Regions from separate parts of the Homo sapiens genome. Here region 1 is linked to region 2. Evidence: read pairs that join two places in POLR2A ChIA-PET (ENCODE). Cell type or tissue: B cell. All regions are shown on one strand. Each heading gives the region's core, and the rest is flanking DNA. Links, peaks and the distances in the headings are about the cores only. Region 1 overlaps LOC105374776 (a long non-coding RNA gene). Region 2 holds the start of SERTAD2 (SERTA domain containing 2).

The links. Peaks named below come from ENCODE experiments on the same cell type or tissue, not always from the same donor. Only the 100,000 strongest peaks of a DNase experiment are listed, where the experiment ranks them.
Region 1: POLR2A ChIA-PET joins it to region 2 with 10 read pairs; 16 of 35 experiments call an interaction of 5 or more read pairs at or near these places.

What each region holds. Positions count from the first base shown.
Region 1 is chr2:64,794,387-64,806,561 of GRCh38, forward strand. It overlaps LOC105374776 (a long non-coding RNA gene), which reads left to right. Exons shown (of 3, transcript XR_002959393.2): 3 at 1-486. Among named protein-coding and RNA genes, the nearest start is that of LINC01800, 63 kb to the right of the region's middle. In B cell, for the core only: no CTCF peak of the experiment used is centred there; no DNase peak of the experiment used is centred there.
Region 2 is chr2:64,653,813-64,665,987 of GRCh38, forward strand. SERTAD2 (SERTA domain containing 2) reads right to left here and starts at 101. Exons shown (of 2, transcript NM_014755.3): 1 at 1-101. It overlaps LOC124907776, which reads left to right and starts at 259. Exons shown (of 1, transcript XM_047446580.1): 1 at 259-1,411. The coding sequence starts at 468. The coding sequence ends at 899. It also overlaps the pseudogene RPS10P9. RefSeq lists silencers at 1-177, 1-734, 5,663-5,712 and an enhancer at 1,516-1,675. In B cell, for the core only: CTCF peaks have their summits at 1,622 and 8,099; DNase peaks (open chromatin) are centred at 1,609, 3,799, 4,639, 8,049 and 1 weaker place; H3K4me3 peaks cover 3,647 bases; H3K27ac peaks cover 7,539 bases.

The sequences.
Region 1 (12,175 bases), core at 1,373-9,372, 140 kb after region 2:
TCAAAAGAATAGAACTGCCTTATTAGCCTTTTTAAACAGCTACATAATATTTCATTGTATGAAAATAACATAATTTACTTAAGTCCTTAAATAATGCACATTAAATCTTTTGCTGTTACAAATAACGCCGCAATGAATAACTTTGTACATTCGCTACTTCCCACCTGGGCAAATACATCTACAGGATAAGTACCTAAAAGTTGAACTGCTGGGTTGAATTGCAGAGAGCATGTGCCCTTGTGATTTGGTACTTGTTGCAATCAAATAGCTATTGCCAGACTGTCCTCCGTGAGGGAAAACAATTTACACACTCCGTAAACACTCATAAATTTACTTTTATGTATTTGGAACTTTACTGTTGAGTGTCCTCATCAAGAGAGGCAATTATCAAATTTTGTGAATTTTGCCAGTCAGAAAGATAAAAAAAAGTCACTTCCTATTTTTGATTTGCATTTCTTTTATTATAAATGAATGAAGCTGAGCACTTTTCATATGTTGAAGCAGGTATTTAAGTCTATTTCTGGATTCTCCATTCTGTTTCATTGATCTGTCTGTTATCTGTCGTTTTCAGAATTGAGAAGAATGATTCTTAATTTAAAAAGTAGAAGGTAAAACTGAGTTCTACCACTCACTAGCTAACTGTCTGATCTTGAATGAATCTCTTAATCTCTTTGATCTTAGCTTCTCCGTCTGTAAGACAATAAGGTTGAACCCCATGGGTTCATTAACTCAGATACATTTGTTGAGTTTTAAACTCCTTTGCTGGGTGCTGTTGATGTCAGGGAGAGCAAAAGCAGACACTGTCCCTGCTCACATGGAATTTACCGTCAGTGCGGGAGGGTCCAGCACTATTGGAATAATGACTTAGAGCACTGACAGTCCTAACTTAGGAGACTTGGAGAGGAGAAAGCAGGGAGAGGGCTGGAAAGGTTCCCAAAGGAAGTGAAGGAAGTAATGTGGAAACTGAGATCAGGTGGGAAAAGAGTTAGCCAGATGAAGCCAGGAGATGGTGGAGAGGAAGGCGTGTGAGGACTTGGCATGAAAAAAGAACTCTCTATTGTAGTTGGAGATAGACAGGAAAGTGGTAAGTAAGAGACGAGAGAAGCTAACGAAGTACACAGGAATCAGTTCCTGTAAAGCTTGGATAGATATTATGGTCTTTATCCTAAGCATTTGTCTTGCCTGGGACCTCTAAGAAGTAAAATCTGAGTTAAAGACCAAAGTGGTGACACTTTCTTGGAAGGCAAAAGCCAGGACAGTGAGGGTGAGGAAAAGGGAGGTAAAGTGAGGAAAGATGTGGAGCAAGGCAATGCTGTGTTATCACTCTGGTTACTGCACCACAATGAGCTCCAGCTGCAAGGAAACACAGCGGGTTGGTTACCAGGTGTTTGTTAACCACACAGGACTTCTCCAGAAAGTTAATGTGGAAAATCATATCTCAGAGCAATTCTTAGCAGGTAGAAAGGAAGGAATAATTTATCTGCCTGGTATTCTCCCATCTTGCATTGCCCATTGTTCATGTTTAATTCTACAGAAGCTAACTCCCATGTCCTTCCAGGGTGCATCACCCAGCCTCTCATTGGTTGTACCTGCGGTGTGGCATTTCATCCAAACCTGGAAGTGGAAGTGCAGGTGGAAGACCAGCCAATAGAGAAAAAAGGACACAGTCAAGGGAATCTGAGAAGGCACACAGGGTTTGTGTCCAACATACCATTAAAGAACTCCATGCAAGAGAGTGACATGGTCTGGCAACACTTGGGGGGACCGCTTAGAGAGGGTTGAGAATGGATGTAGGGAGATCAGTGGTGGAGTATTGCCATGATCCAGACGAGAGAAGACAGTGTCTGGGGCTGGCATTTGATGTAGAGATGGAGAAAGTGAATGGACATCAGAAATTTTAGGAGGTAAAATTGCCAGGGTTGAGGGATAGGTTGAATTTGAGAAATAGAGAAAGGCATCAAGGATGTCTGGGTTTCTGACCTGAGCAGCCCAGCCGATGGTGGTGTCATTGGCTGAGATAAGAATCTGAGGTAGTGAGGCAAGTCTGGGAGGAAAGATCCTTGGGATTTGAACTTGTGCCTATGAAAAGCCCAGTTGGAGACTTGGCATAGGCAACTGCAAGTAGGAGCCTGATTATCGGAGTAGTGGATGTGGGTAGCAGGGATTGCATATAGATGAGAAAAGGAAGCTTAAATAACCTAAACACTTAATGGCTCTGTAGAGAAGATTGGGTCTGCAAAGGAGAAAAAGAAACCACAGGCAAAGAGGTAGGAGGAAAATGAGAAGGGCTTTGGTCCTCAAAGCCCAGGGACTTGGGTTTTAGGAGGGAATGGTCCCAGAGAGACTAGGGGACATAAGGACTGAGTTCTTTCTGGCAATGTGGTGGTCATTAATTATTTTAGCTAAAGTGATGAGGCTGAGGAGTGAGGGGAGCGGATGAAATTGAAGTGGAGTATAGACGACTCATTTGAGAAGTTTCGCTGGGAAGGAGAGAAGAAAGAATAGTTGTAGGAAGGGGCTGTGGTTTCAGAGAGGTGTTTTTGTTTTGTGCTGAGAGAGACTCAAGCATGCTTAAGTGTAAATGGGAAGGATTCGGGTGTCAGAGAAGCGTTGGAAATAGAAGGGAGAGGAGACATTTTCTAGTGTGGGGCTCTGGGGGCTGGGATCCAGAACACAGGTGCAGGGCTTGACCTAAGGGCAGGACGCATCCGCCAAGGGATGGGAGGAAAGGAAGTGGGGATGGCGCCAGGGAAGGTGGGGCTGCAGCAGGAAGCTGGGGGCCTGGCTCTATGGCATCAATTTTTGAAAAGTAAAGGCAGGTCATATGCAGAAATGTGAGGTGATTCAATCGTAGGCTGTTATGACAGGGGAAAAAAAAGAAATGTGAAGTTGGGGTAGGGAGGTGTTTAAGGAGAATGGAAAGGATTTGAAAGAGAAGAAACTCTCAACCTCGTGATTTTTTTTTTTTTTTTTTTTTTTTTTGAGACAAGGTCTCGCTCTGTCGCCCAGGCTTGAGTACAGTGGTGCAAACACAGCTCACTGCAACCTCAACCTCTTGGGCTCAAGCAATCCTCCCACCTCAGCCTCCCTACTAGCTGGGACTACAGGTGTAGTCCCAGGTGGCCAATTTTTGTGTTTTTTGTAGAGATGGGCCAACCTAGTGATCTTGAGAGAACTTCAGTTCATGGGCAACTTGGAGGAGTGGTAACTGAGTGAATGGACAGGGGAAGTGCAGGGGGAAGATCGGATGGGGTCACCTGCCGACCCCACAAATCCTGCCTCCCCAGCTTACCCTTTAGCCAACCTTAGCTCTGGCCTTCCAGCTCAAAGACAAGGAAGCAAATGAGGTGGATCTGATACAACAGCCACAGCTTTTGGCCTTCAGATAACTAAGAAGGTGTCACTTTTATGACTCTCAAACATTCACTTAACACAAGAACCAATTCATTTTTGAAAAATCTTTTCTTGTGGCATACTGGTGATATTTTCAAATGTGGACGTTGGAAAATAAAACATTGTGAGCATCCACTAAAATTTTAGCACAGAAGTATGGTAAAAGTCTTTTGTTTCTTGGGCTTTTCTTTCAAGCGAGCACAGGACCTAACTGTTTAACTTGTGGTTAAGGATTATTTGTGCAGGGCACCTCAGTAGGTGAAATGTAGTGGATTTGGCATTTTGCCTGTGGAACACTGGGCAGGAGCTCCAGTTACAAATTGCAGTTGTATAAAATAACAGGAAATGTGGGGCTTTGAAAGATTCCACTGGAAAGATTAATTATTTGGAAAAGAGTTATGCATCAGCTTCGTGTGTTTTTAGAGAAAAGGTGGCCCACGCCATTTTTAATAGTGCAAAAGAAAATTCTGCTACCAGGCAAAAGAGGGGAAGAGAGAAACTCCTGTTCAGTCTTTTTCTGGAAGGGCTCACATTTAGTTTTAAAACCATCTTTATTCTCTTTGTTAGAAGACAAGGGGTTAGAAATGAAAGCCAGATGGAATCCTGGAAATATTTGAGGCTTATAAAAGAAAAGATCTGGATTTCCTAATTCTCTGAGATGACCTCCCTGGGTTTTTGGGTTTTTTCTAACTCTTCTACCATCCCCCATCCTGCCCCTCAACATTTAACAATTTCCTACACATCAGTTCACCATGGACACTCATTTTCCTGTAGGCATAAGAATGTTATTCAAATAAACTCAAAACTTCTGGGTGGACGCTGGCTCTGGATTTAGTGTCTCTGTAATGGCCAAAAGGATAAACCAACATTTATTGCACAGCTGCGACCCTAAATGATCAGACAGGCTGATACTCAGATAGACTTCAGCAGTTTTCTGAGAACAGTGTGCTTCTACACATTTGAAGTAAAATAATTCAATCTCTCCAGTGCACTCTAATTGTGAACTGCCAAGAAAATGTAGGGGAGTTGGTACTTTTTTTGGGGAAAAAAGGCATTTTCTTGAGTTCCTAAGACATCCATCCATAAATGTATACAGAGAAGGGACATATGTTTTCATGTAGGTTCATCACTTTCTTTCAGCTTGAACATCCTTCATCTGAAGTCGGCCCTGGAGAGATTTATTTGGCATGAACGTTTATTTGAGCAATGGAGGGAGGAAATTTTCTCTCATAGTTGAGCCTGACCACCAAATATGATCAATATTTATCCTCTGACATGACTGGGGAATGAGATCTTCAGGTTAGTCAATTATTTGGGCCAATAAAAAGCAACCATTTGAAGACTTTTATGTACAGAAACACACTTCAAGCCCAATTTTGGCTGCTGTGGAACTCAGACTTTCTGAGATGACCAGGTCTTCAGAATCTTTCAGTGCCTCAGGTCTCAGGCCATCACTAGAAACAAATCATCCTCATGTAAAGTAGATGTGTAGTAAACCAGATATTTCCAGTTACGAGAAGGCCAGAAAAACTTAGTTTTTACGGTAACTCTGTTAAGTTTCAGATTGATTTTTTTTTTTTTTTTAAGATAGGGTCTCGCTCTGTCACCCAGGCTGGAGGGCAGTGGCATGATCATAGCTCCCTGCAGCTTCCAACTCCTGGACACAAGCAGTCCTCCCACCAGGTAGCTGGGACCGCAGGTGTGCACCACCATGCCTGGCTCTTTAAAAATAAATATATTTTAGAGACAGGGTCTTGCTATGTTGCCCAAGGTGGTCTTGACCTCCTGGGCTCAAGCCATCCATCCTCCCACCTCAGCCTCCCAAGTAACTGGGATTACAGGCATGAGCCACCACATTCAACTCCTCAAATTGAATTTTTAAAGGTCAGAGAAGTGTGGCTTTGGAGAGATTATGATGGAAGTCCATGGTTTTCTTTATCCCCGAGACCTTATAGCCCAGAGATGGCTGTCTCAGATATGAAGGGAGAGAAGGAGCTGGCACCTTGCCTATTGGATGAGTCGCTTCCATTTTCCACACTCTCCCTCCTCCATCATCTTCTGTACACCTTGATGCTGATGCCCAGGGTCTTTCCTCCTTTTCAATAATAAACTTTTAATAGCCTTTGTGTTAGGGGCTAAGGATGAGAAGAAACACAGCCCCTGGCTTCAGGGGACCTTCATTTTAGCTGGAGAGATATGAAGCACATGCCAATCCAGGGAGGCAGCTGCTCAGAGCCATGGGCAGGTTTTCCTGGCCTGTGTCCAGAAGGAAAGAACCTAGAGAGGGAGAGGCCAAAGCTGCACTGTCAACTACCAGGGTCGTCACCCTGAGTCACTGGGCTGAGCTGTGGGCCTGAAATCTAGAGATGGCTTTGTTTTTCTCACACCTGCTATGTTGGGTGCCCATCTGGGAATGATATGAGAAGGTCAATCCCACCGCTTTTCCAGTCTCACTCAGAAATTCATCAACAGTCAGCTACTAGCCCAGCTGCAACCAAACCCATCCTGTATTTCTCATTTTTTTTCTACCCTACTCTTCTGTTCCTCCTTCAGCCTTTGACTCCTCCAGGATGTGGCATGGGGAGCAAAGACAGGTAAAGGACAGAAACTGCCTACCTGACTGGGGCCGTTGTAAAAAGTCATTATGAAGTGGTCCAGGTGACCCCTCATGCCTCATTAACTTTTTTGAAACCTGGGGAGGCAATGGCCATGCACTAACTGCTGCTTAGCCAGGGCTGCAACCCTGCAGCCCACCACTTTAACCTCATCGTGACTTTGGTTTTTGTTGATAGGTTGATATGCACAGTTCCCTACCCCTGTGGTCAGCCGCCCCAGCAAGCAGATCTCTTGCCCTTGAAAGAAATTTGAAAACAATTCAAGCCAACTCTCTTTCCAAGGTGTCCATTCTGCCCGAGAGATGCTCCCAGATGCTCTGTGGGGCATAGGCTCCTTCCTCTGCAGCATTCTCCTTGCCCAGCTGTCAGGAGCAGGGCAGCCAGTACCTCACCTTTCAACTTTCCCAGTCCTCCCAAGTGCAGGAACCCCATGTCAAGCACTCTGGGTCCATCTCTCGGGTCCTCTCACTAGGCTTCAGGGCAAGGGAAATGCCTATGAATCCAGGGTAACTCTGTCCCCAGTATTTTTGTCAGAGGCGTTTGAACCAGAGCAACTCCATCTTGAGTAGGGTCTGTGTAAAATAAGGCTGAGACCTACTGGGCCGCATTCCCAGATGGTTAAGGCATTCTAAGTCACAGGGTGAGATAGGAGGTCAGCACAAGATAAAGGTCATAAAGTCCTTGCTGATAACACAGGTTGCAATAAAGAAGCCAGCCAAAACCCACCAAAACCAAGATGGTGATGAAAGTCACCTCTGGTTGTCCTCACTGCTACACTCCCACCAGTGCCACGAGAGTTTACAAATGCCATGGCAACATCAGGAAGTTACCCAATGTGGTCTAAAAAGGGGAGGCATGAATAACCCACCCCTTGTGTAGTGTATCATCAGAAAATAATAATAAAAATGGGCAACCAGCAGTCCTCGGGGCTGCTCTGTCTGTGGAGTAGCCATTCTTTTATTCCTTTACTTTCTTAATAAACTTGCTTCCACTTTATGGACTCGCCCTGAATTCTTTCTTGTGCAAGATCCAAGAACCTTCTCTTGGGGTCTGGATCTGGATCGCTTTCCAGTAAAATTTCACTACCAACATTTAGAATGAATCGCAGAACTAACTCCGTTTCTGTTGTGTTTTTTTGTTTTTGTTTTTGTCTTTTATTTAACAAGTCCTGCCCAGAAGGCCGAGAATGTTTCTTTTAAAAGGTGTTCTTGTCACCTAATTTATCAATGTAGAGGCCTCAGCTGTGCCTACCGCAACAAAAAAAGTCCTATATTATCTCTCTGTTATTCTTAGTAAAAGTAATAACTAAAAGTTTTATAGAGCTTTCTCAGGTACCACCAGACATTGTGGTCCATGTGGATGGCACCCTCTGGAGTTGTGCAGTGCACAGTTTGCACAGCTGAGCTGGCAGAGTGTGCTTTATGGTTTTGTTTTAAGAAAAACAGGCACTTTCACATATATAGTAGTAATGATCATAACAACCATTACTACCATTTGTTTGGCATATAAGATATACCAGTGTATATTATACAGTATACAATCCACATTATGTTTACTCTTCACAACAAGATAATAGCTGCTGCAAAATGGGGCTTTTATCACCTGCTTTCAAATGAAGAAACTGAGGCTCAGCTTCCTGCCCAGTGATAAGCAGCTGGGATTTGAATCCAGTCCTGTCTGTCTCCTCAAGCAATGCTCCTTTTCATTTTTCTCTTTTGGATCCAATCACTGATTTTACAGATGAGCAAACTCCAGCTCAGAGAGATAGCATGGCTCATCCTGAGGCTCACAGGGCCTCCTTCTTTATTTCACAGAACTTCTAGGGATTTGATATGTCTGTGAGAGTGTGGCCTTACAAGGAGACTGTCAGGGAGAGACATCATAATATTGAACACACACACCAAAAAGACATAGCACCAGCTGTTTTTGGCATCTGTATAAGTCAGCATTCTCCAGAGAAACAGAACCAATAGGAGATATATATAATAAAAGTAATACATGTATTTATTACGAAGAATTGGCTCATGAGATCGTGGAGGCTAAGATGTCCCATGATCCGCCATCTGCAAGTTGCAGACCCAGGAAAGCCAGTAATGTAATTGCCTCTGAGTTCAAAGGCCTGAGAACCAGGAGAGCCTATAGTGTGTCTTGGTCTGAGGACAGGAAAAGACCCATGTCCCAGCTCAATAAGTCAAGCAGGAAAAAAAAAAAAGAAAGAAAGAAAGAGAGAGAAAGAAAGAAAGAAAGAAAGAAAGAAAGAAAGAAAGAAAGAAAGAAAGAAAGAAAGGAAAGAAAGAAAGAAAGAGAAAGAAAGAAAGGAAAGAAAGAAAGAAAGGAAAGAAAGAAAGAAAAAAGGAAGCAGATTCTCCCTTCCTCCACCTTTTGTTCTGTTTAGGTTCTCAACAGATTGGATAAGGCCCACCCACACTGGTGAGGGCAACTTTACTGAGCCCACTGATTCAAATGTTAACCTCATCTAGAAACATCCTCACAGACACACCCTTAGCCTAACACCCAGGGACCCCTGATCCAGTCAAGTTGACACAAAATCAAACTTCTCGGCATCTTTCTGTTCTGTTTGTTTCGTGTGCGGTTCTCTGGGCATCTTGGGGGAAGTGGTGTGGGGGCAGGCCAATCGTGAGAGAAGGGATCCTTGTATATATTACCCACAGGCAAGTGCCTTGGTTTTCTGGCCTGGATTAATAGTAAGGAAAGAGATTAAATGTGACGTGGGCTCAATGCAAATCTGGCAAGTAAAATTTAAATTCTGGAGCCTAGTAGTTGTGTGTTTTCAGAAATGAATGCTTACTGATTCTTTTCTGATTGAAGATAATATATGCTCATGTAGAAAATTCACATGATACTGCAAAGTATAAAGAAAAAGTAGGGCCGGACACGGTGGCTCAAGCCTGTAAGCCCAGCACTTTGGAAGGCTGAGGCGGGTGGATCACGAGGTCAGGAGTTCGAGAGCAGCCTGGGCAACATGGCAAAACCCCATCTCTACTAAAAATACAAAAATTAGCCAGGCATGGTGGCGGGCACCTCTAATCCCAGCTACTCGTGAGGCTGAGGCAGGAGAATCGCTTGAACCCGGGAGGCGGAGGCTGCAGTGAGCCAAGATTGTGCCACTGCACTCTAGCCTGGGTGACAAGAGCAAGACTCTGTCTCAAAAAAAAAAAAAAAAAAGAAAGAAAAAGAAAAGAAAAGAAAAGATAAAAATTTGTTACCCAAAGAGACTAACGGGCTTTTAAAAAAATTATTATTTTAAAGCAGACAGAGGGAAATCATACATTTATTTGCTCCCTGCAGCCATCCTGTTGGGGCTGAGGTTTCTGGCATTTTTAATCCTTCTTAGGAAGTAAGCAAGAGGACAGGAAAGATGCATTGCCTAACAAGGAGAATGGCCTGTAAAACCCAAATCCAGTGCTGTTCTTAGTCAAAACCACCCTTTTTCTGTAGTCTTCGGTTCAAAGGCAGTCTCTTCTCTCTTAGTTCACTATTAAAAGTGGTTTAGAGACTTGAAAAACAATTTCTCCATTTTGTTGCTGGTCAATAAATGCTTTGAGTTGAAATGGAATGAAATAGATGATACAGCACAAACCCATTGTGTTAGATTTTGTTAAATCAGGTCTAAATGAGGAATTAAGGCAAACACATGGGTAGATCAGACAAACCTGGCTGTCCTCCCACTGCTGGTTTGAATTTGGGCAAAAGTTCCACCTATGCCCAAATGGAAGTTGGCACCAAATACAAGTCGTCACTAAATTTTCCAAAGGGTAAATCCTCCTGTGATGTTTTGGTCAACTTGAGCACATAAAACTTTAGGTGATATAGATGAAATTGTGATATGCTTATTACATGTATAAGTTTAGTTATATGTACATGTTTAATATCATTTTTATAATATAATGAATTAATTTATAATTGCTGCTTTTTCCCACTCTCACTTTTTTTTTTTTTTTTTGAAACAGAGTCTTGCTCTGTCACCCAGGCTGGAGTGCAGTGGCACAATCTCAGCTCACTGCAACCTCTGCCTCCTGGGTTCAAGCGATTCTCCTACCTCAGTCTCCCAAGTAGCTGGGATTACAGGCTCATGCCATGTCACCTGGCTAATTTTTGTATTTTTTTAGTAGAGGCAGGGTTTCACCATGTTGGCCAGGCTGGTCTCGAACTCCTGACCTCAGGTGATCTGCCCACCATGGCCTCCCAAACTGTTGGGATTACGGGCGTGAGCCACTGTGCCCGGTCGCTCATATTTCTTAAAACAAATCTATTCAAACTTTTCCTGTGCCCCTTGGTCATCAGTATTCTTATTATCATTAGAGCCATTTTGAAGGCATTCTCACTTCCATCTGGACTGCTGGAGATTGTCTCGGACTCTGTATAGGATGCTGTCACTGGAAATTTTCTCCCAAACCACTAAGTGCCCATTTGCACAGCATTAGTCAGTTTCTGTTTTCACTGGTCTCCCCACCATAACCACTCACTGTACTGCTTTTTAAAGTCATCATAAAAGGCTTGTTTACAGCAACTTCCAGCATTGCAAATGTGAAGTCACACCTCCAGGAATAACTAACGAATCTGTGTTCGTGCTCACCTCCTTTTGTACTGAGTCAATGATCTCCCTAAGCATCCCAAACTACATTAATTGAAGTGATTGTAGGCTAATGTCTTCCCAGACTGTACCATAGTTGCTAAATATGAAGTAATTTAGTGAACATTAGTGTAACATGAGATACATTGAAAGGACTCAAAGATAAAGTACTCCTTTCTTTTTTGAGCAAGACTTTTTTGGGAAAAAGCCTTGCCTTATTGGCAGACTCAGATAGTGGTTAACATCTTTAGATGTTCCACGCCCAGGTATAAAATGTGGATCATAACTATTATAATTAACTGTGGGCTTCTTGAGGGCAGGACACATCTAATTTATTCATCCTTGTCCTCTGTGCCCAGTACAGTGACTAGCTCATAACAAATGACAATATACCTTTGTTGGAGAAGCGAATGAGCCTAAAAGCATGACTTTGTTTGCAAGGCACATGTCCACTTCTGTCTGCAAGGCTGTCCTGACACTGGGCCCTTCTCCCAGGTTCTGGCATAGGAAGTGCAGATCTCAGCCCAAACCAAAGAATTCTTTTTCAGGCGCTGTCACACCCATAACTGTACTCCAGGTCTTGGACTAGTGCTCCACAAACAGCTATTAAATGGATAGACAGAGGAACTCCTTAAGCCTATTTGATTTCAAAATTCACCTATATTTGAATGTATTCTGACAAGAGGCTGATTTTGGATGCTGCTTCCTCCATTTCATTTGGGCACAGCTCCTGTCATTTCCCAGTTAGGGTCTGCACTACGTGAGGCAGAGCAGCAGTTTGCTCTGGGAGGCTGGGCCTGGAGTCGGGTGGGGGTATGTAGGGCAGAGGAATGCTGGGGCTCAGAGCCACACCAGAGCAGGGGAGGGCCCACACATTGTTAAGACACGTCCGAGAATAAGGACTAGTAGCCACAAGCGGGTTTGAGTGGAAAAGCCAAAATAGCTGGCACCGTGCACTGTGCCTGTGGTCCCAGCTACTCAGGAGGCTGAGGCAGGAGGGTCTCTTGAGCCGAGGGGGTTGAGGCTGCAGTGAGCTATGATTGCTCCACCGCACTCCAGCCCCAGTGACAGAGCGAGAACCTATTAAAAAAAAAAAAAAAAAAAAGCGAAAAGAGTGTAGCAGTTAGGTGGATGCATCAGAACCCAGGTAGAGAGAAATCATAAGAAAACTTTAATAACCAGACAGGACACAGCCTGAAAACCAAAGCTGAATATTTATTCACTGAAATGGCAATCATTCCACCATTCTACTTGCTAAAGGGACTTAACCACGAATCCTTATGTGTATGTGAATGTTTATATGAGACAGAGAGAGATGTGTGTGTGTGTAATCACGGGTATGGGGGCTTCCTGCCTTGAGGGGCTGAAAAACTGGGGATCAGAGGAGGGGAAAACAAACCTTTGTGGAGCACCAGGCATGCCAGGCATGAGAGAGCTCCAGCCCTGCTGCCACTCTGCCTTGATTTGAACCCCAGCTGCCCTGCTCACCAGCTGGCATGCCTTAGCCAAGTTCTTAACACCTCTGTTCTTAGAGTCCTACTTTAAAATGTGCATGATACTAGTGCCTACCTCA
Region 2 (12,175 bases), core at 1,432-9,431:
CGGCGGCGGCAGGCAGCGGAGGAGGAAGCAGGAGGCGGGCGGAGGGGGCGCCCTGACCGAGCGAGCGGTACGTCGTGCTCCAGCACTCGCCGTGCAGGAGTGACGTGCGGCCCGCGAGCCTCCCGCGAGCTCCGGGCCCCGGCGCCGCAGGCCCCGCCCCTGGCCGCCCGACCCCGCCCCCGCCGGCCCCGCCCCGGCCCGCCTCTCCCCGGCGGTCCCGGGAGGCGCGATAAAGGCCGGGGCCGGCCGCGGCCGGCCGCGGCCGCAGGAGGAGCAGGAAGGGGCGGCGGGGCGCAGTGGGCGCCTGGTGGCAGCGCCGCCCCCAGCTCCCTGCCGGGCCGGCGCGCCCCTGATTTTCTCGTAAGGACGGGCTGAAAGAGGAGGGGAGACAGAAGGAGACACTCCGGCCCGAGGACCACCACTGCCACTAGTAACGCCCCCTACACACTCTAGAAGTGCTCAGGCGAATGACGAAGCGGCTGGTGACAAAGGCGGCGGCGAGTGCAGCGCGTGCACAGCCCGCGGAGCCGCGCGACCGCAAATATGACAAGCATTTGAGCTATTTGGCAACGTGGGGCCGGTCAGCGGGGCGGGCAGGGTCCCCGCGGGGGGCGAGGGGCAGAGAGCTGGCCCGGGCGCCCGTCTCGCTGCCTGCAGGGGTTCCTGGGCGGGGGTCCGCTGCGGGACACTCCTCCGAGGCCCGCACTGGTCCGAACGGCAGGATGGGGGCTCCAGCCGTGAGCCGGGGACAGAAAAAGTCCCTTGCCCGCGTGGCCTCAGCCCGACACGAGAAGTGGGTCACCAAGTCCACGGCACTTTGGGAGCCGGACCGAACGAGTTGCATCCTTCGGGGCCGGCCGGGGCTCGGTGCAGACCCGGCAGGAGGGAAGCCAAGCTAGGAGACGCAGCCAGGTCGGAGGCGCAGTCCTCTGCCCACAAGTTTCACATTGATAGCCTTTCCCTCCCGTGGAGTAAGCTTATGCTTGGAACTACTTAAATTTACCAGGGAAATTTATACTAGTTGGAAGAGAATGTGTGTATGCCCAAATGGTGAGAATTTAAGAGCACTAGGGAAAGAGGCCAGATAGATGGTTCCACTGGAAAATTAATGATTATTTTAAAAATTACACGTGCATTCAGCGTCAAGATGTAAAAGGCAATGCAGGCAGGCACCTTAAAATTTTGGCTGCCACCCCAATCAATATCATTTCAGATCACTTTGGAGTTTAATGGTCCACTATACTAGTTGTATTTAAGAATAATAAAGCTTTAAGACCTAACATAAAGGCGATTGTAAGTCGTTAACATCAAGAGAAATTTAGACTTGTTTAAACTGTTCTGTAATGATTTGTTATCAATCAAATTGATGATCTCATCGAAATTAAACTTGTGCTGAAATGTTGATAGAGGAGACAACGCTTCTTGTTTTATCTTTAAGGAGGATGGAAAAGGTTTTTACTGGACCCTCAGTATAATTAAAGTCTTATACAGTATAACCTAAGCCAAAAGCTAATTATTTGTGGATATCTTTGCAAAGTCTCATTATAATGGCATTCAAAATGACATATTATGGAAGCTGTGCTCACCGGCCCTCTGCAGGTCTTGCTCAGTTTGCGCCTGAGTGGCATAACATTCAAACATTTTGCTGTGAAGCGAAGATATTTTTCATTTCCAGAGTTCTGCAGTTTAGAGAGGGCATTAACTACTAACAGTTTCCTAACCACCCACTCACTTATACTTTCAGTGCTCACTTTAAGGAAAAGCCATTGAAATAGAAGCTGCAATAATCTCTTCCTGTGATATCTTTGTAGAGGAGGCCAGAGGCATTAGCTCTGTTGAATTTAAGGTGAATTTAAACTGCTATTTGTGAATTTAAACTGCTATTCTTGAATTAAAGTAAGCAGGAAGTTACACTTGCAGAACTTTTGTGACACTTGGATATTTTCTAGCAAATAGATTACACCAAATGCAGTGTTTCTGTATAAAATAACAGGATTTAAGTCAAAGTGACAATTTTGTGTCACTAGGATAGACAGGATTCTGCTGAAGTCCATAAGGTCTGTATTCTGTACCTGCTCAAACAAAGGTTTGCGCTCTTAACGAGACCAGCAACCTGCGTTTTTGGAGTGAAATAGTTTCCATCTCTTTATACCTCTGAAGGCTGTAACATCTTATCAATGTACACATTACAAATAGCTCCCACTTCCCCCACTTTTAGAATCTGGCATCTTTGACCAAGAAGTTAAAGTGAGCTGGCAGTTTCAACAGCTGCCAATGTGGTTAACACCAGCTGGTTAACCCTCTCCCTCCCCTTATGCAACCCCCTACCCCAAGGCTGAGCCACACATAGGCCAGGACAGCAATCTCTACCCAGCCCTAGAAATTCAAGTCTATGAGGATAAGGAAAGGCACTTTCCACACTTCTGAAGTCAGCTCCCTTCAGTATGCAATGACATGATTTGAAATATTTATTCAATAAAATATTATTTCAAATCATGTCATTGAATAAGCAGTGTTTAGTGAATATGTAAATTTTGTTCTCACTCTTTGGGAGATTTAAAAGCCCATTTAAGGGCTGGGTGCAGTGGCTCACACCTGTAATCCCAGCAATTTGGGAGGCCTAGATAGAAGGATCACTTGAGGCCAGGAGTTGACCATTCTGGCCAACATAGCGACACCCCCATCGCCACAAAAAATGAAAAAATCAGCCCTGCATGGTGATGCATGCCTATAGTCTTAGCTACTAAGGAGGCTGAGATGGGAGGATTGTTTGAGCCCAGGAGTTCAAGGTTGCAGTGAGCAATGACCACACCACTGCATTCCAATGTAGGTGAGATCTTGTCTCAAAACAAAATCCCATTTAAAATAATCCTACTCTGAGGGCCTCATCCAGAATTTAGAAGATCTGCCTCTCACTTTCATATAACATAACTTTAGAACAGTTATAAGAAATTAGGCTAGTCATCCACATTTAACTACCAGGAACATATCTGTTTAGGGAGAAAAGAAACATTTCTTTTATAAGTATAGAACTGTGATGGTAAATTTTAAAAATGCTCCTGAGTTTAATTTCAGAGAAGTACTTCTCGGCATCATTTTGTAGTTCTGGGTACTAGTTTACACTTCACTGCTTCTCCTTTGAAAGTTTCTGTGCCCTCACATCTTATAGACTAGTACACTAGTGCACTAACTGAAGGCCACTTTTGGCACTTAATTAGCACACACCAAAAACACAAGGGGCAAACTGGGTATATAAACTGAGAAACAAAGACTTTACAACAGGTTTTGAACTTAATTTCATTTTTCCTTTGCTTTTATTAAATTTTTATCTTTCAGGTTCCACCTGAAATGCCAGTAATGATCATCCATCTATATACCTTGCAAATATTGGTCTTGGTTTTATGGCAAAAAAGATAAATGTTTCAGTTATTAAATGAATTGTATAGAGCCAGCTAGGCTAAATAAGCTTTTCATGGAAAATACGGAGATCCTAACTGTGGACTCATCATTCGGATAAATGAATATTGGAATAAGTCTTCAAAATAAAGTTCTGGAAGTCACATCACCTAACTGATTAGCAAGGAGTCAATAGAGGATACAATGATTTGGAAAAGTAAATACTCTCGCAAAGATGGCACAGGCAGATTCAGTCCTTTTCAGCCACTAACAATTTAAAACAATTCTATTGAAGCAGCAAGTGAACTCCTCTACTTCTGCAAACTTTTCTCCATCTCTTCTTCCACCTGCTTTTGTCATGGTTTTTTTCTGCTCCTCCCTGAAGTCACAATTCATAAAAGCAGAACTACAGCTCCAGTGAAGGCCCCTTTGCAAAGCTTTCCATGTTGTTACATTGAACTGCTTTGCAACGACTGCTTCTTACCTTCTGAGGGAGGTTTCACTTGTCTGTTAAAGATATACCTTTTTCTCTTTTAAAAATCTGACAATATGTAAATCTAAACCTGAAACACAATCTTCATGGCAATATTTAAAGAAAATGCTTTTAAAACCATTTCCTTTTTTTCTAGCACTTGGGGTCAGTCCCTTCGAACTATTACTGGAGAAGATGGCTTCTGTTAGGCATCAGCTTCCTTCCTATTCCATTTTCCACTGAATCTTCAAAAGCCTTGTGCAGTCTATCAAAATGCAAAGAACCTTCTTGGTGACTCTGACAACTCCAGGGTTCCCTCCTGTAGGGACACTACTCCACTAAGACTGGTGGTCACTTCTCAGAAACATCTCCCATCCCCAGCTCCCTACACAACACACATTGCCTCTACGCATCGACTATGTATTTATTCCTGTCTATAAGCCATCCATCATTCTTGAGAAGTTCCCACTCTTCTCAAGGCACTGAGCACACTTCTAGCTTCCACAGAAAATTTCAATGAATGTTAGAAATTGCACAGACCTTTCTTGCCCCCAGGAACCAGCCTGGTGACAGGAAAAGTCCTGGACTAGGAGTTTGAAGATCTTGTACACATTAATTACTTAACCATGATAAATCTATGACTTTTTAGTTTCTTAATTGACTGGTCACGGATTTAGGATCAGCACCAGTTCTCGTCAAAAGAGCACAGGGTTGTTGAGTTAGGTGATTTCAGGGCTAGCTCGTCAGCCACAGCGAGCAGGGAGGCCGAATCAGACCCTCTGCACTGGGCCTGCTTCGACACCTGGCAAAAAAAGGAACTTGGACTCAAAGATTTCAAGAGCCCCTCCCTAGAGCTAAGAGTCTATGAAACAGTGATTACACTGTCAATATCCTCATGGAGGAGTTTTAGGGCTAAAATGAGATAAAATGCTTTGGAAGCTGCTCAGCTTGTCTGGAAGAATATAAAACCAAGTTCATGTCCACATATTTCTAAATGAAAGGACTAGAAATACAAATAATGATAATGTGCTCTCTTCAATATGTTCTTTGAATTATTTTTTTAAGTCCAGAAGATGGACTTGAGCAGTTCTATCCATATTCTTCTAGATTTGTTACCCCTTAGGGTTCAAGTCACCCAGCTGTGAGACTGGGAATACCCCTACCCCCTAAGTTTGTATAGCAGCAGGCAATTTACAAGGGGCTTTTTTTTTTTTTTTTTTTTGAGACGTAGTCTTGCTCTTTGTTGCCCAGGCTGGAGTGCAATGGCACAATCTCGACTCACTGCAACCTCCGGCATCCTGGGTTCAAGTGATTCTCCTGCCTCAGCCTCCCAAGTAGCTGGGATTACAGGCATGCACCACCACACCTGGTTAATTTTGTATTTTTAGTAGAGACGGGGTTGCTCCATGTTGGTCAGGCTGGTCTCGAACTCCCATCTTCAGGTGATCTGCCCATCTCGGCCTCCCAAAGTGCTGGGATTACAGGCGTGAGCCACCGCGCCCGGCCACAAGGTGCTTTCATATGGATCCACTTGTTTGCTCTTCATAATACCTTCCCTGTGCCATAGGCAGGGCAGGTACTACTACCCACATTTCATAGAGGACTAAACAGAGGATCTGAGAAGGACCTACCAATGGAACTCTTTATCAAGCTGACTCCAGGGTCAAAGAAAGTCTGGATCTAACATTCACTGAAGCATTCTGTGGAAGCCAGGAGTGCTGAGCGTCTTGAGAAGAGCATACACTCCTCAGAAACAGCAGATGGTGCAGAGCCAGGAAATACAGAGTCAACGTGCAGAGACTAACAGGAGGGTAGTGCTGGGCTAGGAACTGGATGCTGCTTAGCTCCATCTCTCTACATGGGTCATGGAATAACAATTCTGTTTCTTATACAAAAAACTCCAATCCTGCCTATGCTTAGCCTTGTTAGCACCATATTTTATCCCACAGAATTAATAATCCACAACCACCACAACAAAAAAGAAATAAAACTCATCATATCCTCTAGCCCCTCACTCATTTCCAGTAAGGTTCATAACACAGTCATTCTTGTTTACCACCCTGTCTCTAGCCTCTACAGCACTGCCTGACACAGTAGGCATTCAATAGGGATCACTCAATAAGTGGACCAATGAGGAATGCTGAAGCACTTACACCAGCTTCAAAAACTCAAGAGGTTAATCTTTCCTGCTAAAATTTCTCTCATGAAGTATGTACTGTTAAGAGTTAATTTTAACAGGATCATTACACGGGGAACAACCTTGCAGATAAACACCAAATTATTGCCAGAATCTCACCATTCTGTACTTTTTAATGAAGATTCTTCTCTGCCTACTTACTTTAAGAATGAAAAGTATCAGTCAAATAACATTTTAAAACACAGCAGCATTTGATTTTTAGGTTAAATAAAAAAGCCACATAGGGGTTGAAGAAAACCAAAATATATGCTTAGGCCATCAACCTGAAGATAAATTAAAAAAAAAAAAAAACCATCTCTACTAAAAATAGCAAAAATTAGCCAGGCGTAGTGGTGGGTGCCTGTAATCCCTGCTACTCAGGAGGCTGAGACAGGAGAATCTCTTGAACCCGGGAGGCAGAGGTTGCAGTAAGCCGAGATCGCGCCATTGTACTCCAGCCTGGGCAACAAGAGTTAAACTCTGTCTCAAAAAAAAAAAAAAAAAAAAAGACTTATCTATCCAAATTTTCCAATGGCTACCTGAATGGTTCAAATGAGCATTTAACACTGTCACCTTCACACCCTTTTGTTCATGGAATACAAAAATATGACAGTAGTTAAGAATTTTATCTGTTAATTCTGAGGAAAAAATGGCAAAGTGATGACAGGAAAAATATTTTTTTTCCAAAGTATTACTCTAATGCTAAATGTTTTTATGTTTTAAAATCAAGCAAATTTATATGATTGGCTAGACTAAATTCTATCTTTTGGTTTACATATTCTTATATTTATTGTAGAAACTATCTAGGATTGAGTACCTTTAAGCCTTATAAGTAAAGAGGACTTTTAAGCATGGTGAATTTTGTAATGTAAATAATATATTTAAACCATTTTTTGAAGTCTCAGCTATAAAAATTCTACTTAAGAGAAGTTAAAAAAAAAAATCAAGACTTTAATGTGAATAGGTGCCCAGGAAGTGCCTCCAAGTTTAGGCTATGAGGCATCATTAGAAAATAAACGTGAACAGAAGATACAGTTTAAGTGTAAAACACAATATACAACTAAAAATGAATCAGCCCTTTGCCACATGAATTTGTATTAGTTTTCTAGGGGAGAGGTAACACTTGCCAAGACTGTGTAGGCTTTACCTTTTAGTCGCTAATGTAGAATTGTCTTTTAAAGACCTGTTGCCAGAATAAACAAGACGTTTTCAAAATTATCCAACCTGTCTAATAATACTAGTCTTTTGCTTTAAACTGGAATATATATATATACACACACACACACACACACACAATTTAAAATTTATAGCCAGGCATGGTGGTTCATGCCTGTAACCCCAGCACCTTGGGAGGCTGAGGTGGACAGGTCACTTGCGGCCAGGAGTTCGAGACCAGCCTGGCAAACATGGCAAAACCCCGTCTCTACTAAAAATACAAAAAAATTAGCTGGGCATGGTGGCACACGCCTGTATTCCCAGCTACTCGGGAGGCTGAGGCATGAGAATTGCTTGAGTCCAGGAGGCAGAGGTTGCAGTGAGCTGAGATCGCACCACTGCACACCAGCCTAGGCAACAGAGCTGACTCAAAACAAATTAAAGAATGAATGAAAATAAAATAAAATGTATAATTTTTGTTCTCTTTCTCTTTTTTGTTTTTAGTTTTTAAATTTTTATATCTAAAATTTCAGAAATGCAGAGTAAAGTCAAGTAGGAAGAAAATAAAGCAAGCAGCTCAGACACCAACACCACATTAGGTACACTTGTATAAGTAGTCAATTGTTTTTTCAAAAATATACTTTAAATATTGAACAAAAGATTTAATCTTGCTAAGTAATATTTGTTTCAAAGCGGTTTTCTTGGAGAAGTCTTGTTTAGGTTATAGGAAACTCCTCACATGGGCAGAGAAGCTAGCTTTAAGGAGAAAATAATAGTGTGAATGATCTATCTGCAACTTCCCTTTTAAAAACAGAAGTTGAATCTGTAACACCAAATTTAGAAAGGAGAGTGGATGGCAGCAAATACCCTAAGAATATCATCTGTAGCACAGACGCCCACTGCTGTTCTGTTCTGTTACAATTAAATGTACACTTTACAATCCTGAACTTGCTCAGACAATGCATATATTTAAAGATGATTCATTTAAAAGAAAACATACATCTGAAAGAGTCACAACAAGTCAAAAATCTCACTTAAAAAGTGCCAGATTCCCTCACTATGAGTGCAGAGCTATTCATTTGGCCTCTTTACACAGAGTGCAGCACAATCCAGTACTGGGCTACGGAAAAATCATTTTTGTGGGACTAATGTTGATAATTTCAACATAATTTCTGTTTAGCTTCCTTTAAGAAACTAAAGCCCAAATTACAAAAAGGTAGAAAAAATTTTTAATTAATCAGATACTGATTTTCAATCCATTCTGATTTGTTGCCCCTTTAAAACTGTGAGACATCATGCTTTTAGTTTTAATAACAATTAACAGCAATGAGAATAAAGATTCCAGAATTACGATTTTCTCATTACAGCCAAAAATGAAAAGTGAGAAGACAAACACCTTTCCAAAAGTTCATCAGATGAAAAGATAAAAATTAATGGGGAGCCATACCATTTAATGGACAAGAATACTTAATACTATATACATGCAGATTCTCCCCCAAACTTATCAACAAATTACATGAAATTTAAATCCCATATTTTCCTTCAATGGAACTTGGCAAATGAATCCTAAAATTCATCTGAAATAGAAAAGGGCCAAACACAGTTGTAATAAGCTTAAGGAACAAGATGGGGGACATGTCCTATCAGAGCTTATTATAAAGCTCTAGTAATTAGAGCAGAGTAGAGTTGACATAGGTACAGATAAATAGATCAATGGAACAGAATTGAGAGTTCAGAACCACATATATATGGAAGTGTAATACATGACTGAAGTGAAATTACAGATCAGTAAGGAAAGAATTCAATAAGTAGCTCAGGGCCAGGCACGATGGCTCACACCTATAATCGCAGCACTTCAGGAGGCTGAGGCAGAAGGATCGCTTGAACCCTGCCTGGGCAACATGAAGAGACCCTGTCTCTACAAAAATTTTAAAAATTAGCTGAGCAGGCTGGGCACGGTGGCTCATGCCTGTAATCCCACCACTCTGGGAGGCCGAGGCGGGTGGATCACGGGGTAAGGAGTTCGAGACCAGCCTGGCCAACATAGTGAAACCCAATCTCTACTAAACATACAAAAAAAATTAGCCAGGCGTGGTGGCGGGCTCCTGTAATCCCAACTACTTGGGAGGCTGAGGCAGGAGAATCACTTGAACCTGGGAGGCAGAGGTTGCAGTGAGCCGAGATTGCACCACTGCACTCCAGCCCAGGCAACAGAGAGAGACTCCATCTCAAAAAGAAACAAAACAAAACAAAACAAAAAACCAACATTTAGCAGAGCATAGTGGTTCCAGATTCTCAGGAGGCTGAGGTGGGAGGATCGCTTGAGTCCAGGAGGTCAAGGCGGCAGTGAGCTATGTTGGTACCACTGCACTCCAGCCTAGGTGACAGAGCGAGACTGTCTCAAAAAAATTATAAATAAATAGCTCAGGGCCACCTGATTACCTGTATGAAAAATAAATTAGGTGCCTAATATTTACAAAAAAATATATTTCAGGTAGACTAAATAGGTAAAACAAAATTTTAAACTTTTGGGAGAGAATATATGAAAATATGTTTATGGCTTTAGGATAAGGAAAATGTGCTGACTGTAGTTCATCTGAGATTCATTCTCCACTTGCCTCTGCTTGGCTCCATGCCTTGAAATGTTGACATCTAGGGACCACCTCACCCAAGTTCCTTTGCTCACTAGCTTCCAACTGGATTCAGACAAAGAAGGTACCAGAAGGAGACCAATGGGTCAGAAGGTGGAGAAGCTGGGGTACTTCTTCCCTGCTCCTTCCTGCTTTGGGCCCTCACCTGCGAGTACACATCCCTCCACAACTACAGCTTCTGCCAGGTGGCCCCTTCTCCAGGATGCCAACTCCCACCAGGTTCTAGCAACACCATTTCTTCCCCTTTCCCCTTTAGGCTTAAGGATAGTAACAGCTTCCTACAGTTATTTGTCTTCTGTGCCTCAACTTTTGTCACATCTCTGTAAAATGTCCCTTCACTAGTGTCTCTTTAGTTGAATCATCTCAGTAGAATTCTGTTTCCTGCAGGGATTCTGACTATTGAAGAAACAAAACACTCAATGAACAAACCATAAAGAAAAATATCAATAGCTTTGATTACACTAAAATTAAACATCTCTTACATAAAATACACTACAAACAAGTTAAAGGCAAGCTAAAGATTGTCAAATGATATACGTGATTCATAGAAATAGAATCAACAAAAGATTAGTATTCAGAATTAACAAAGAACTCCTCTGAATCAATCTTTTAAAAGACAGATAAATCCAATAGAAAAATGGGTGAGGAAACTAAAATGTCCAATGAACACAGGAATAGGCACTCAACTTCATCAGTAAAAAGAAAAATGCAAATCAGGTTGTGTCAGTGGACATGCCGCTAATCCCAGCACTTTGGGAGGCTGAGGTGGTAGGACACTTGAGGCCAGGAGTTCAAGACCAGCCTGGGCAACATAGCTAGACCCTCATTTCTACAAAAAAAGAAAAATGCAAATTATAAAGAGATATTTCACAGCTATCAAACTGATAAAAATCAAAGTTTTATATGTATACCAATATCAAATACTGATGAGAAAGCAGATAAAAAGGAACTCTCATAAAACTTGTGGATATATAATTTGGTATGACCACTTTGGAGATAATTAGGCATTTTCTTTGTTTGTTTGTTGTTTCTGTGACAGTCTTGCTCTGTTGCCCAGGCTGGAGTGCAATGGTGCCAACACAGCTCACTGCGCCTTGTCCTCCCGGGCTCAAGCGATCCTCTGAGACTCCCAAATAGCTGGGACCACAGGTGCACATCATCATGCCCAGCTAATTTTTATGGGTTTTTGTAGAGATGGGGTCTCACTATGTTGCCTAGGCTGATCTCGAACTCCTAGGCTCAAGTAATCCTCCTGCCTCAGCCTCCCAAAGTGCTGGGATTATAAGCCTGAGCCACCATGCCCAGCCTAATTAGGCACTGTCTAGTAAAGTTGGAGATGCACACACCCTGCCACATACAGTCTTTCTCATATAGAAAAATAAGCTCTACAGAAAAGGATTCAAGTGACTGTTTCCTCAGTTCTCCCAAGGATGGTATAAAGTTAAAATCTGTGATGTGCTAGCAAATGTTTAACAACCAGCTAGGGGGATAGGGAAGGAAGCTTTTATTTGTAGCATTTGCTGATTTCTGTGGTATAAATACCCATACCATGGCTGATTTCAAGCCTCCCAACTGAACTCAAGAATTAGGAAGAGATTAGCACATTCATTCTTAGGAGTGGCTATCAATCTCCAGCTCCAGCTCAACACTTGAATGATTCCAGACTTACAGAAGTTAATTCATTACCCTACAAAGATACCTTAAGAGATTGGGGCTTAATTCCCTCAAGGAATTCTGGATGAGAAGGGCTAAGTCTAGAATCTAGAGAGACTCTTGCTTTTATCCCCATGGAGACATAGGAGAAGAATCTTTTTGGCAGTATTGCTTGTAATAGCAAAATATTGTAAGTAACCTGAAAGTTCAAGATGATACCCTTGAAAACTACAGTGGTTAAAAAGAACTAAAGGTCTTTCCAGCCCTGGCCCCAGACCCTACAGCCATGGAGATGTTGATGCCTAAGAAGAACCAGATTCCCGTTTATGAACTCCTTTTTAAGAAGGGAGTCATGGTGGCAAAGAAGGTTGTCCACATGCCTAAGCACCCAGAGCTGGCAGACAAGAAGGTGCCCAACCTTCATGTCATGAAGGCCATGCAGTCTCTCAAGTCCTGAGGCTGCATGGAGGAACAGTTTGCCTGGAGACGTTTCTACTGGTACCTTCATCTGCCCCCGGAGATTGTGCCTGCCACCCTACACCACAGTCATCCAGAGGCTGGCAGGCCTCGGCCTAAAGGTCTAGGGGGTGAGCAACCTGCAAGACTCACAAGAGGGGAAGCAGACAGAGATACCTACAGGCGGAGTGCTGTGCCCCCTGATGCCAACAAGAA